2 separate regions of the Homo sapiens genome follow, and region 1 is linked to region 2. Evidence: chromatin contacts called from ENCODE POLR2A ChIA-PET data. All regions are on one chromosome and are shown on one strand. The core of a region is the stretch at or near the end of the contact, and the rest is flanking DNA. Distances in the headings are between cores, read along the strand shown.

Region 1 (6,504 bases), core at 232-2,731, 2.3 Mb before region 2:
TGCCTGGCCACCCGGGGTCTGGTCCCCGCAGGGGCTGCCCAAGAAGTGAGCACCAGGTAGGTGACTATGGTTTTCTCTGGTGAGAAGGATTTACTGGGGAGAGGCTGCGTTCCAGAAGAAATGAGTGTTTTTAAAGCTCCAAGCCAAGGCAGGGCCTTGACTCTGTCCCTCCCCACCCCTGGCCCTGGATTCAGAGAAATGACCCTCCCTCCCACTGTGAGTCCCCTTCCGTCTGCCAGAAATACCCCCAGTGACTGCCGGGGAGGGTGCGGGTGGGGGTGGGGGTTATTTTTGGACATCCAGAGATGCCTGAGGCTGGAGCCCGGGGTGAGGCTGGAGCCCGGGGTGAGGTCCGGAGCCCAGGGTGAGGTCTGGGCAGATGTGAATTTAGTCACTCCAACTGACTGGACCAGCATAAGGCGCTCGGTGCCCGCTCAGCCAGGACTGCCAGGAGGGGCCGGCTCAGGCTTCTGCCAAGTCCCATCCAGAACCTTCCCAGGTGGGCAGCTAATTGCTGGGACACAGGGCATGGTCCTCTGTCTACCCACATTGGCTGTCACTGAAGCCCAGCAGAGCCACCGCCTCCAGCCCCAGCACCCAGAGCACAGAGGAAGAAAACCTCCCACCTGGCCATAGCTGGGCCAAGGCTCTCACCCCACACCCGGCAGCCCAAGGTTCCTGAAGCCACCCCCAACCCAGCCTAGGCTCCTAGGCACCCTAGAGGGCTGGGCCAGCTCAGGGTCTCCAGCCGCAGGTCGCTAGGGCAGAGGGCAGGGAGGTTTCCAAAGGTTTTCAGAGTTCAGCAGCTCAGCCCTGGGTAAGCTAGTGCCTGGGGAAGGCGGGCCCCCAGGAATGTGCAGGCTGGAAGCCTCCTGCCGGGACGCGAGCGTAGATCAAACACGTCCAGGTTTACAGAGAAGGGGACAGGCTCAGAAAAGGCTGCCACTGGCCGAGGTCACAAGAGAGGGAGTGGCAGGGCAGGGCGGGGCCCGCAGTCTCTGGAGCCGCTTAGTGAGGGCATCCCCCGGGCCTCCCCGGTGGCAGCAGCAGCCTGCACCCCGCCCGAGCCCCCCGACCCCACGCACTTCCCGCCAGAGCTGCGCGTTCCCGCCCGGCGCGCCTCCCGGCCGGCCTGCCAGCGCCCCAGACCCAGGCCCGGCTCCCGGCGAGGCCTGCGGACCCACCCGCCAAGCGACCGCTACACCCGCCCGGGGGGCCGTGCCTGCGCCCCCAGCAGCTGCCAGACCTCACCGCGCCTCGGGAGCCCCATCTGTGAAATGGGGGTGGCTATCCCACCCCTACGCCGTGGCCAGAGCTTGCCACTGCCGACCCCCGGCCTCCCCGCTGACCCCGCTTCCGGGAGCGGGGCTGGCGTCCCCTCGGCCCACCCACTCCGCGCCTCGGGACCCTCCGCGCCTGGGGCCGGCGCCGCCCGCTCGGCCTGGGCGGGAGGGCGAGCCCGAGCTCTGCGCCAGCGCGCCACCGTGCGGGTCTTCCGGGGACTGCGCCGCCTTGCCTGCAGAAAAGCCCTCCCTTCCCTGCAGGTGACAATGACCAGACTCACAGTGCCAGAGCCCGACCCTCGTGTGGACACTAATTCCCCTCCAACCCTAGGAAGTGGGTCCTATTATTTGTCCTCCCTTACAGATGGGGAAACTGAGGCCCAGGCAGGTGGGGGCAGGATTTGACCCCAGGTAGCCTTGCTGCACAGCCTTGGGTTTAATCCTATCCATCTTGCCTGGGTCCCGGGGGTCAGCTTCACCTGGACTGGCGGCACCGGCCCATGCACATTGGGATCTACTGGGAGACTTAAAAAGAAAACAGTTGGGCCAGGCGCGGTGGCTCACGCCTGTAATCCCAACACTTTGGGAGGCCTAGGAGGGTGGATCATCTGAGGTCAGGAGTTCGAGACCAGCCTGGCCAACATGGTAAAACCCCGTCTCTACTAAAAAAATATATTAAATACAAAAATTAGCTGGGCGTCATGGCACATGCCTGTAATCCCAGCTACTCCAGAGGCTGAGGAACCCAGGAGGCGGAGGTTGCAGTGAGCAGAGATTGTGCCACTGCACTCCAGCCTGGGCAACAAGAGTAAAACTACATCTCAAAAAAGAAAAAAGAAAAAGAAGAGTTTCTGGGCCCCACCCCAGAGGCTGATTCACCTGGCCCAGGTGGCTTCCCCATGCAGCATGGACTGAGAGCCACCTGCCCCTCACAGAAAGCCCAGTCTATGGAAGAGGAAGTGGCTCAGAAAGGAAGGGCAGGATGGCCCCACCGGCAGTGACAGTGGGGCTGGGGGGTTCTGGCTCTGCACTTCCCAGCCATCTGGGATTCCTGGGGCGTGCAGAAGACAAGCCCAGGCCTGCAGGGATAGGGCATGCTGAGCCTGTGGAAGGCCACTGGATGCAAAGGGCCATGGGTTCAAGTGCTGACTCCACTATGGCCCAGCTGTGGCTCTGGCCTGGACTTCCCCATCTGTGAAATGGGGCATAGTTGGCTCCTGTTTCCTGGCAGGATTTGAAGAAATCATGGTGTGAAGGCTCAGGCTCAGCAACAGACAGATATTTGCCAAATCAGGGGATGGTCAAGCCGGGAACTTGAAGTCTCTGGAGGGAGCCGATCCCTCCAGGCCCCTCCAGACAATGCTGGGTTGCATTGCTGCAGTACTGAGGCTTGGTGGCCTGTGGCCCTTTTAGATGGACTGTGAAGGAGGTGCTGTACTGTGGGGACTAGGCCCAGCCACAGCAGGAGGCAGAGGGCATGGACTGTGGGAAGCGTGGGCAGGTGTGTGGGTACTGGTGAACCTCAGAGACTCAGAGAAGGGCTGCAGAGGGCGGAGTGGGGGGCACAGCAGAGCAGGTCGGGGAACAGTGCCCAGCTGGGGGCTTGGGAACAGGACGCTGGGAGACAGCAGCATTTGGGGTGGCTGTGGGAAGGGGCTGCTTCTGGCCAGGGATGAGTTTGACCAGGTGGCTGGAGGCTGAGCCCGGGCATACCATTCTCAAAGTGAGTGGTGAGTTTGGGGGCCCCTCAGACAGCGAGCTGGAAATGGAGAGGGTGGAGGGTGCAGCTTGATGATGGGCTGGCCAGGTGCCCACGTGGTCAGGCGAGGTGCTAGGGGAGCAGGAGGACCCTCGCTCTGCAAGAACGCTGCAGTTCTCGAGGCATCCCGGGGCCCGACCCTCTGCCCAGAGGCCGGGGTGTGCATTCTCAGGGCCCACCTGGGCTGGGGAGAGGGGCAGGCTGGGAACCCAGACACTTGTCTCCTCCATTCTCAGAGCCACACCAGGCCCCACCTGTACTGAGCATGTCACTCCCGCCCCTGAGTCTCAGTTTCCTTATCTGCTTGATGGGACCATCCCTTGGAGCTATCATTCAAGACTGCGGCAAGGACCGAAGGAGGCCAACAATGCACATCACGGGCCGGCACACATCTGTGCCTTCCCTGTTTGGGGAGGGGGTCTTCCCAGGGGGCACATGGCCCAGGCAGGGGAGAGGGCAGCTTTTTCTTTTTTTTTTTTTAGACGGAGTCTCACTGTCGCCCAGGCTGGAGTGCAGTGGTGCGATCTGGGCTCACTGCAACCTCTGCCTCCCCGGTTCAAGCGATTCTCCTGCTTCAGACTCCAAGTAACTGGAATTACAGGCACCCAACCATCATGCCCGGCTAATTTTTGTATTTTTAAGTAGGGACAGGGTTTCGCCATGTTGGCCAGGCTGGTCTTGAACTCCTGACCTCGGGTGATCCTCCCACCTTGGCCTCCCAAAGTGATGGAATTACAGGCGTGAGCCACCGCACCGGGCCATGAGGGCGCTTTTTCTCTCTGCACAAAGACAAGCTCCCAATGGCCGAAGGAGAAACTCAGGGCAGGACCTCTTCCTTGGATGAGCTCAGAGGACACGGCCCTGGAGAGGAAGGGACGGCTTCTCCCATCACCACCACGAGGGATGCAGTCTCACCTGCCCTGCCCCCCTGCCAGGTCAGGAGGGCAGCAGGTGCCCACAGGCACGGGGCTCAGCTCCACCAAGCTGCTCCCAAGAGAGGCCCAGGGGCCTCTCTGACCTCTCAAATCCAGCTCTCAGAGCCAGTCACCCACCCAGGCCCAACCTCACACAACACCCAGGGGCATGGCCGTGAATACAGCACAGGGAACAGGCTGGTAACCTGGGGCAGTCTCTCCCAAGGCAGCGTTGTCAGGGCATCTGCGGGGCATCTGCGGGCTGGTGGCTTCCAAAGCTGTGCCAGCCTCCGCATCTCCCCCTTTTCACAGACGAGCAAGCTGAGGCGAGAGCGCATGGCCTGGTTCCAGGTCATTCATGCAGTCAACACACATTTATTGAGCATCGACTCTGTGCCGGGCCCTGGGTGGGCACAGGGGGCTCAGAGACAAATCACACGCAGACCCTACCCTTGAGGCGCTGACAGCCTGGCAGGGCAATTGGTCACGTCAACGGACACTCACGATACAGTGTGGTCAGTGTGGTGTTAGAGGTAGCACAGGTGACCGAGGGAGCACAGAGGAGGGGCCCCTGCCGGCGGGGGGTGGCAAGGAGGGCTTCTTGGAGGAGGTGACCCCTGAAGAGGGCTTTAGGGAGTGAGCAAGAGTTAGGGTGTCTCGTCTGAGCAAGTGGCCTGTGCAAGGGCTCAGTGGTAGGGACAGTGGTGGTGGCTGGGAGTTGGGCAAGGGCCAGTCCAGGAAGGGCCATGGAGTCCGCAGGCGACAGGGAGCGCTGAGGGGTGTGAAGCAGGCGGTCGGCAGAGGGCCCGCTGGAAGCCAGCGTGAAGGGTGGCCCAGGGGACGGGGCAGGGGAGAAGGGTGGGTGGCCGTGGGCAGCAGAGGTGGGCGGGCACGGCCCTTGCCCGAGGAGTCTCGTCCTGCCTGGAGGCCCCCTCAGCAGGGGGGTGGTGGGGGTGCGGGCTGCCAGCCGCGGGGCCGCAGGGTGCACAGCACGGGGTCCAGTGGCTTGAGTGTGGCCTGCTCCTGCAGCCCGAAGCGCTGCCCGGGCACCAGCCGGAACTCCAGCCTCTGCAGCAGCTTTGCCATGACCACCTTCACCTCCATCTGGGCCCAGCGGGCAAAATGAGGAAGGAATGAAGGAGCAAAGACAGAATGAGTGAGTGAATGAGCAGCAAATGTCACAGCCGGCTCTCCTCCTGGAGAGCCTGTGAGAGCCTGGGGAGCCTCCTGTTTTGCGCTCTCCTCCGTGCAAAACACAGCCAGTCCTCTGGGTCTGGCTCCGCTGGGTCCCGAGCCCACAGCCCAGCAGCCCCAGAGCAGGGGTTCGGAGATGCTTCCCGGCTCAGGATGAGCCCCCACCCCTGCAGCTACTCCTGGGCAGAACCACAGCCCTGCCCCTCCTACCTGAGCAAACTGCTGCCCGATGCAGGAGCGGTGGCCCAGGGAGAAGGGGAAGTAGGTGAACCGTGGCCTGCAGGGAAAGAGAGGAATCACGAGGCCAGCAGCCCCAGGCGTCCCCACAGGAACAACATAAGGAAGACAGTAGTTAACCCAGGTCTGGATGAACACAGACTTTGAGCCAGGGGCTGGGCACTTTGCATGCAAAGCATGAACCGCTGACTCTGCCGAGGGCTGGATCTGCATTCTTTTTCTCCTCCTTTTACCCTCCTGGAAGGAACTGCTGTTGTCCCCATTTCACAGATGGAGAAACTGAGGCTCAGAGGGGCAAAACAACTCACTCCAGGTCATAAATTTACATCCAGCTCTGGGCAGAGCCTGGATCTGAACACTCAGGCAGGCTGTGGAGTCCAGCTCTTCCCACCATGGCTTCGGTACCTTAACGCGTTGACCCCCACAGCAACTTGCAGATGCAGCCACGGATGGTCCCATTTCTCAGACAGGAACCTCAAGGCTTGGGGAGGTGAAGTCACCCAGCTTCCCAGTATTTGGTGCTGCTTATGAGCATGAGCTTTAGAACCAGACTGAGCTGGGGCCAGACCCCTGCTCTGCCACTTGGGCAAGTTACTTAACCTCTCTGAGCTGTGATTTCCTCCACAACCACCTCACAGGGATCTGGAAGGCTATGTGGGCTGAGTGGGTGCCTCTGGCTCAGACCAGAGGCCGCTGTGTCTGTCCTTCTCCCGCCAGCCCCACTCATGGGCAGCTCCAGGAGGGACTTACTTGGGTGCTCCAGGGCCGAAGCGATCGGGGTTGAAAGTCAGCGGGTCCTCAAAGTATGTGTCCATCCGCCCCATGACATAGGTGCTGAACTGCGGGCAAAGGGTCCGCTCATCTCTGGTTCCCAGGTTGTTCCCCTGGCACCTCTTGAGCCACTGAGGCCACCCAACAGGGCTACTCAGAGCAGAGTGGGTCCCACTCTCCTCCCCCCATGTCTTCACCCCTCATCTAGGTTGGTGTCCATTGCACTGGCCCCCTAGAAAATCCCTTAAGAGGAAGAGCGGGGACAGTTGACTGTGCCAGCTGGGCGTACTGCGTCATCCTGTGCTGGGCTCAGCCCTGTAGGGGAGCCGTCATTGTCCCCATTTTA
Region 2 (6,826 bases), core at 2,501-5,000:
TCGCCAGCTATGATTAACTGTCTTCCCAGGGCCGGAGGTGGGGGCAGAGACTGGATTCGGAAAACCTTAGTTACCGGATCATGTTTGATTTTAGATGGAAATGAAGATACCGAGGCGGAATTCTCCCCCAGTGCAGCCTACAGCTTCCCGGGGTAATCCACTCCAATAGAAGTCATTGTTGGGTTTAGCAAATGTTTATCCAGATTGATGCAGCAAACTTACATGTGAACGCAGATAAACAGCGACTCGGAGGGCAAAGGGTTCCAGAACCAGGTGAACCTGCTTAAATGTCACATTTTGTCAAAGGCTAATCCCCTTGTCGTTCCTCATTTCCACCCAAACCATAAAAGTATCTCATGTGTGCTGTAGATATAATTATAGATGGAACCCGCGTATTTACACTATGCATCTGTGTCCCTACTCTTCCGTGCTGTATGTTTTAAGGACACAGGCAATGAGTAGCGGCCACTGGTTTGCCCACATTCCAATGCATCACATCGGCAAATCAGGAAAATAATTGGGTTTTCCTTTGAGAAGAGAGAGAAGGGGGAAAAAATCCTTCTTCCTGTGATGTTTTAAAAATTCAAAATTTCCTCATTTATCTCCATGTTAGCTCTAACCACACAGTTGAAAGGTATATTTAGACTGCAGATACTGTATTTTAGAATGTGGAATTTCACGTCCTCTCACTTGGGGGACTTGAAAGAATTGTGCACATTTTGAATAGGCTTGTCTGCAAGTAAGAGGGAAAAGAACTTACCTTGGCATTATACTAGTGAGATTTTGGTTTTTTGCAAGGCATTTAATGTGTCTGTGTATGTGTGAAGGCATGCATTGAAATACAGAGCCAGTTTGTTCACCTTCAATTAAGTTCTCCCTCAAATATACACGGAAGGAAATGTACATATTATATTTTATAAATAATAAGGCTTGGGGGTCAGCTTTCTCATATCTTCACATGGTTGGCCAGATCTTAGTGTGTCTCTCTCTCTCTCTCTCACACACACACACACACCCAGTGAATGGGTAAGGCTTGGTGATTAAGGTCGTGCTGTTTGTTCATCTCTGCCCTGGCTAATGTGATTGAATTGGAACAATACCTTTGAACTCCTTGGCTCTGATCTGCATACTAATTGATCCCAAGTCCTTGACAATGACCTTAGCCGCCATCCACCCATTCCTGCAAAGGCTGCTCGGCCCTACTCAAAAGTTGCTATCAAAATCCAGAAACGACACAGAAAGTCCCTTTATAAAGAGCGTCTTTGAGCAGTGTGTTACTCCCTAGCTCCCCCTGCGAGATGCTTTCAGAAATAAAAAGTATTTGTCCAGGACTGGAAAACAGTTTTGTCGCGGAATGCTCAAATGTCTGTGGAGTAACCGCAAGAGCAAAGGGGGAGAAATTCGGTTGTCAAAACTTACCCTCGTGGTGATAGGTAACATCTTCTCCTAAAATAAAAATCCGTGATGATAGATTCTGTGCAAGATGTTTCCCAAAATTGTCTTTGAGATATCAGAAGCCTGCACATACATCTCACTCTTCTAAAAATCAGTGGACAGGATCAGATCCTGCCTTTATTTAAAATCTGAATTTTTTGTTCATTGTGAATTTTGGTGCATTCATTTTATTTTTTTAAACATTGCATCCAATTATCATTTTTCTTAATTACTGCCTTTTTGGCACTCCATTAAATTTTGCACCCAAGGTGCATGCCTCAATTCTCTCACCCAGATCCCAGCGCCCCCAGCATCTCTGCTGTAGTTTTATAGTCTTAGGAAAGTTCTGAGGAAAGAAATTCGAACAGTGGAAAAAGTATATTTTTCCCAAATTTACACATATTTACCTATAAATTTAAGTGGGCACAAAAACAAGTGAAAGTATAATAATTCATGGGGATTCGCGTATCTCTTTAAGGTAAAAAGGTGCTGACATACGCACACACACAACCACACATCCAAAGAAATTAAAGACAAAGAACCACATTGTTGGTGACTTTTAAAATTGTACTGTGCAGTAATGAATTAACCAGTAGCTAGAAGGTTTCCATTAATAAACCAAAGTTATATTCTTTGTGTGACCTTGAAAACAACAACAAAAAAAGTCTCTTCTGGGGAGAAAATGTATCAAAGGAGTTTATTAAAAGCAATGGTAGTATCAGTCCTAAAGCAAACACTGGAACAAAATAAAAACACAAAAACCTTTTCTCGGATATGAAATCATCGATTATATTGGACTACAGCGTTTTCTTGAAATCTGCCTGAGGGATAAATTGGAGGGGGCCACCCCATTTGGCTGTGAACAGAATAGATGGTGTTACTGGAATAACTACTCAATTAAAATCAGCGACCCCTTGCTCACCTACGCTGGCTTTACCTGGGCCCACCTTGCCGACAGCAAAAGAACACAGGTGCAAAACAAAAAGACCACCGATTTTCTCTGATACCACACCACCACCTGACATCCAACACTCGTCTTCCCGTGATTTAGAGATCAAACACTGGTCCTTGTCAGCCCAGGGCAGCCATGAGTCACAAAACCACGTCCACGGGCGCACACGGCTTCCACGCTTTTTCATTTCAGTAAGAAGACACTTTTCTAAGAACACGGTGTTCTAAAAAAGAAAGAAAAAAACTGTCTGTAATTTGTCATGAATTTCAATTACCAAAAACTTTTGATTTTTTTTCCTCTTTGAAAAAAAAAAAAGATTGGCATACCTCCAGGTTTTAAGAATGTAGTTAATGCAGAGAATGACAGAAAGATAAAGATGTGTGTGTATGTGTGTGCGTGTTTGTGTGTGTAGGAAAAGCTCCGAACATACGCTGTTCATATAGGCCTAGCTGGGTTTTAAGCCCTGAATAAAGGTTCGTGGTGACATGGGTGAGAAAGAGCATTTTGTATTTATGTGGAACGGATTGTTCTGACAGGTTCCACAGCATTTCCCAGAGCCGACATGTCACAAATGTGACTTGTGGCATCCCAGGGCTGCACACACACACCAGGAAGCCGGTTTACACTCACCAACTCACGGCACATAAAGGGTTTTGGAGAGGAAATAAAGACTCATTTTGCAATTGGAAACTACAAGGTTTTTTTTTTTTTTTTCTCCTTTCAGATACACAGAATACTTACCAAACGGGAGCAGAACTTTTTTTTTTTTTTTTTTTTTGAAATGTGCAACTGTGTGAAACTTGTCTGGTTTCAGATTTACACAGAAATTTGGAACCATCTTGTTTTCATCCAAACAAATTCAAACTGAAGAACCTCTTAACTAAGCTGGGAGCATATTTGCACCAAGAAAACTGATGTTCCTAATTCATTAACCTACAAGCATTTGGTACCAGTGGAGCTTACTAAATGTGCACAGCCCAGTGACTTGCTTTTTTGTTCTGTTTTCTTGAGGGCTGACTCTTTACTTGCACTGTCCTAGGTAGGAAGTGGAAGATAAAAAAACAAAATCAGCATGCTATCAGCCTGTTATCTGTTCTTTGGTCTTAAGGAATGATTTCAGGTTTCTGAGGTGCTTGGTATACATAGGTGAAGCTGAATACATGTTTACCGTATAAGCAAATACGTAAAATTAGAACACTTTAAGTTGTAACATGAGACAGTATATAATTAAAATGCCAAACTGAGCGGTCCAGATCATTCCAGCAGGAGTTCAGAGGTCAGAGGAAGCCGCATAGTGAGAATAATCACTCCTTCTGGCACAGCACCAAACAATTTAAAATCAGTTTTGCATCACTGACTACCTCCATCCTCTGTACGGTCCTGCATGCTGGCAATGAGCAAAAAAGATACCATCCCTGTCCTCGTGAGGTTTCCAGTCCAGCCATTGGTGGGGCGGGAGATAATATACAGCATGCCACATGGGGATACACATTATGGGAAAAAATAAATCATTAAAGGAAATGTGGAGTCCTGTGGAGTCCCAGGGTGGCGTGATGTGTTAGTATGACGCACATGGAGGTTAAGAAAGCACTCGTACGGTAGGGGAGGTTTCTGTAAGGATAAAAAGCAGCAAGGGAAGAAGCCACCTGTCTCTCTAGGGGAAAAGAGATCCAAGTAGAGGGAAAAGCAAGTTCAAAGCCTGGGGCAGAGCCTGCTCGGTGTGTTCAGGAAGAGCAGGGGGGACATGTGTTTGGAGCAGAATGATCAAATCAGAGGGAGGCAGAGGTGGGGGAGATCACTCAGGAGCTCGAAGGTCATGGCAAGGACTTCGGCTTTTACACCCAGTGAGATGCAAACCAGCGGACGGCTTTGAGCACGAGAGTGACGTGATCTGAGGCTAAAGATGAAGCTCCCTCCTCAAGGCATTTGGGAAGGGTAAATGCCAAAACGCAGGCTCAACCACCAGTTTAAGAACTACATGTAAATGTGACCTGCATAGGTCGAATGGGAAGCTGTTTCAGAGACTCGAGGCTTTTTTTTTTTCTGTTTACAAAAAGAAGATAAAAAACTATGCAACAAAGATTAAAAAAAAAAAAAAAGACTGGCGTGTTCTCCAGTTTTTCATTACACTCACATGCAATACGTTCATGTATTTTCCGATCTATGATGATGATTTTTAAAAACTACATTAATGCAGTGGAGAGAAGAAAAAAGCAAGAGATCCTTAATGTGCCCACTGTGGACATCCCTTTATCTTCCTCCCAGTACTCCTGGAAATGGCAGCGTTGCTTCGAGGGCCTTGCAACAGGGCACATGTGGAATGAGAGGCTGGCAGTCTCCAGATCTCCAGAGCCCTTACTGCTCCCTGGAACCCAGTCCATCATCAACCTAAAACCAAGTTGGCCAACAGTCCCTGGCTCTGACTCATACCCTTCCATTGAACTGGACAGAACCTCGGTTTACTCATCTGTAAAATGGTAGTGTTAATGTACATTCTGCCTATCTCCAGATCAATGGGGCACCCAGAGGAAATAATTAATATGAAATTGCTTTGGCAGATAGAAATGTAACAGAATATTTATGTAATTATGTATAATTATATTATTAGTTTTTTTAAAACAGGCAGAAATAAGAAAACTACACATGAAAACTAAACAGCCTACATAATCTATGCTGATTATATGTGTACACACACATACATACATACACATATATATACTCACATATACACAAATAATTACAATGCAAATTTTAAAACATATATATACAAAAAAGTTTTAAAAAACTACTTATAGTTTCACCACCCAGAGAAACCAAAATTAACTTTTCATTATATTTTCTTCCAGTTTTTATCTGTTCAGAATATAAATGTAAATATTTGCATAACTATTTTTATATATTTATGTTATTACTAATATATATGTACCTACAATATGTCATGACTAGGCTATGGTATATAACATTAGCCACAGCTCTACGTCATACTATAACCATAGCCTGTAACATAGCATGCCACAGTTATGTCCTATTATAGGTACAGTGTATAATATAATGATAAATTATTTTATGTAGTTATAGAAATACATCTACATATATACAAAATGTAGATTTACATCATTCAATATATTATTGTAAAATTAATACCAATTTTTTTGTTTAAACAGGTAAATCACATATATTGTTTAAAAGAAAAGTCGGCAGTACAAAAGTGAAGTGCACCCTATCACTACCATTTTCCCTTCAAAAAGCAATAGCATTTCCCATTAATAAGTGGTAATACATTGAGCACACTGTTCTGTACATTTTTTTTTTTTGAGACGGAGTCGCTCTCTGTTGCCCAGGCTGGAGTGCAGTGGCATGATCTCGGCTCACTGCAACCTCTGCCTCCTGGGCTCAAGCGATTCTCCTGCCTCAGCCTCCCGAGTTTACAGACATGTGCCACCACACCCTGCTAATGTTTATATTTTTAGTAGAAACGGGGTTTCGCCATGTTGTCCAGGCTGGTCTCCAACTCCTGACCTCAGGTGATCCACCCGCCTCTTCCTCCCAAAGTACTGGGATTATAGGCGTGAGCCACCGTGCCTGGCCTGTACTTTTCTTTTTTTAATTAAAGATGCATCTTAGAGATCATTTCATGACAGCAGATATATACATCTGCTTCTTTCTTTTAGTGGCTGCATGGCATTGCATTGTAAGAATATTTGACATTTTATTTAATCTACAAATGTAAGTTAAATCATTTCCAATTAATCACTATCCTAACAAAGCCACAAAAATCACATTTTTGTGAATTTCTGTAAGTACCTCAAAAAGCTAAAGTGCTAAAGTGGAACTGCCAGGTTAAAGAGTATGAATCATGTCAAGTTTGACACAAACCCCCAATTCGTTTTGCAAAGCCGATGCACTAACTGACCACTCACACATACCACATCTACAAAGTCCATTTTTCCATTCCCCCATTGCCATTTGCATTTTCCTTATTACAAACAAATTGAGAATCTATTTTAAATAGTAATTTGTTTCCTTTTTGCCAATTGTCTACTAAAGTTCTTTCAGTATTTTTCCATTGGATTGTTTTGCAATATTAACAATTTGTAGAAGCTCTTTACATATGAAAGAAACTAGTCTGACATATATCACATAGGTTGCAAGACAGGAGTTACAAATTTATAGAAAGAAAAATCCATCAATCTACTTTTTGAGCTTCTGGATTTTGCATCACGCTTAAAAAGTCTTTCCTGTTAATAATTCCAATATTGCTGCTGGAGAAATCACCCTGAAGAGCCAGGAGAGCTGCAACAGGGAAGAGGACAATTTTTTTTTTTTTTTTTTTTAGACAGAGTCTCACTCTATCACCCAAGCTGGAGTGCAGTGGTGCAATCTCGGCTCATTGCAACCTCCACCTCCCGGGTTCAAGTGATTCTTGTGCCTCAGCCTCCC

What was found. ChIA-PET counts read pairs that join two places held with the same protein, here RNA polymerase II (POLR2A).
Region 1: POLR2A ChIA-PET joins it to region 2 with 11 read pairs in WTC11. The contact joins two enhancer-like sites. POLR2A ChIA-PET finds 5 or more read pairs at or near these places in 2 of 52 experiments (CD8-positive, alpha-beta memory T cell and WTC11).

The regions. Positions count from the first base shown.
Region 1 is chr14:99,725,113-99,731,616 of GRCh38, reverse strand. It overlaps CYP46A1 (cytochrome P450 family 46 subfamily A member 1), which reads right to left. Exons shown (of 15, transcript NM_006668.2): 13 at 6,138-6,226; 14 at 5,361-5,427; 15 at 4,316-5,060. The coding sequence ends at 4,890. Among named protein-coding and RNA genes, the nearest start is that of CYP46A1, 44 kb to the right of the region's middle. RefSeq lists an enhancer at 1-55 and a silencer at 1,377-1,496. Within about 2 kb of position 1,481, at least 10 of the 41 ENCODE cell types and tissues checked have a DNase peak (open chromatin) inside an H3K27ac peak, as active enhancers do.
Region 2 is chr14:97,405,300-97,412,125 of GRCh38, reverse strand. No RefSeq gene overlaps it. Among named protein-coding and RNA genes, the nearest start is that of LINC02325, 50 kb to the left of the region's middle. RefSeq lists an enhancer at 1-219. Within about 2 kb of position 3,750, at least 2 of the 41 ENCODE cell types and tissues checked have a DNase peak (open chromatin) inside an H3K27ac peak, as active enhancers do.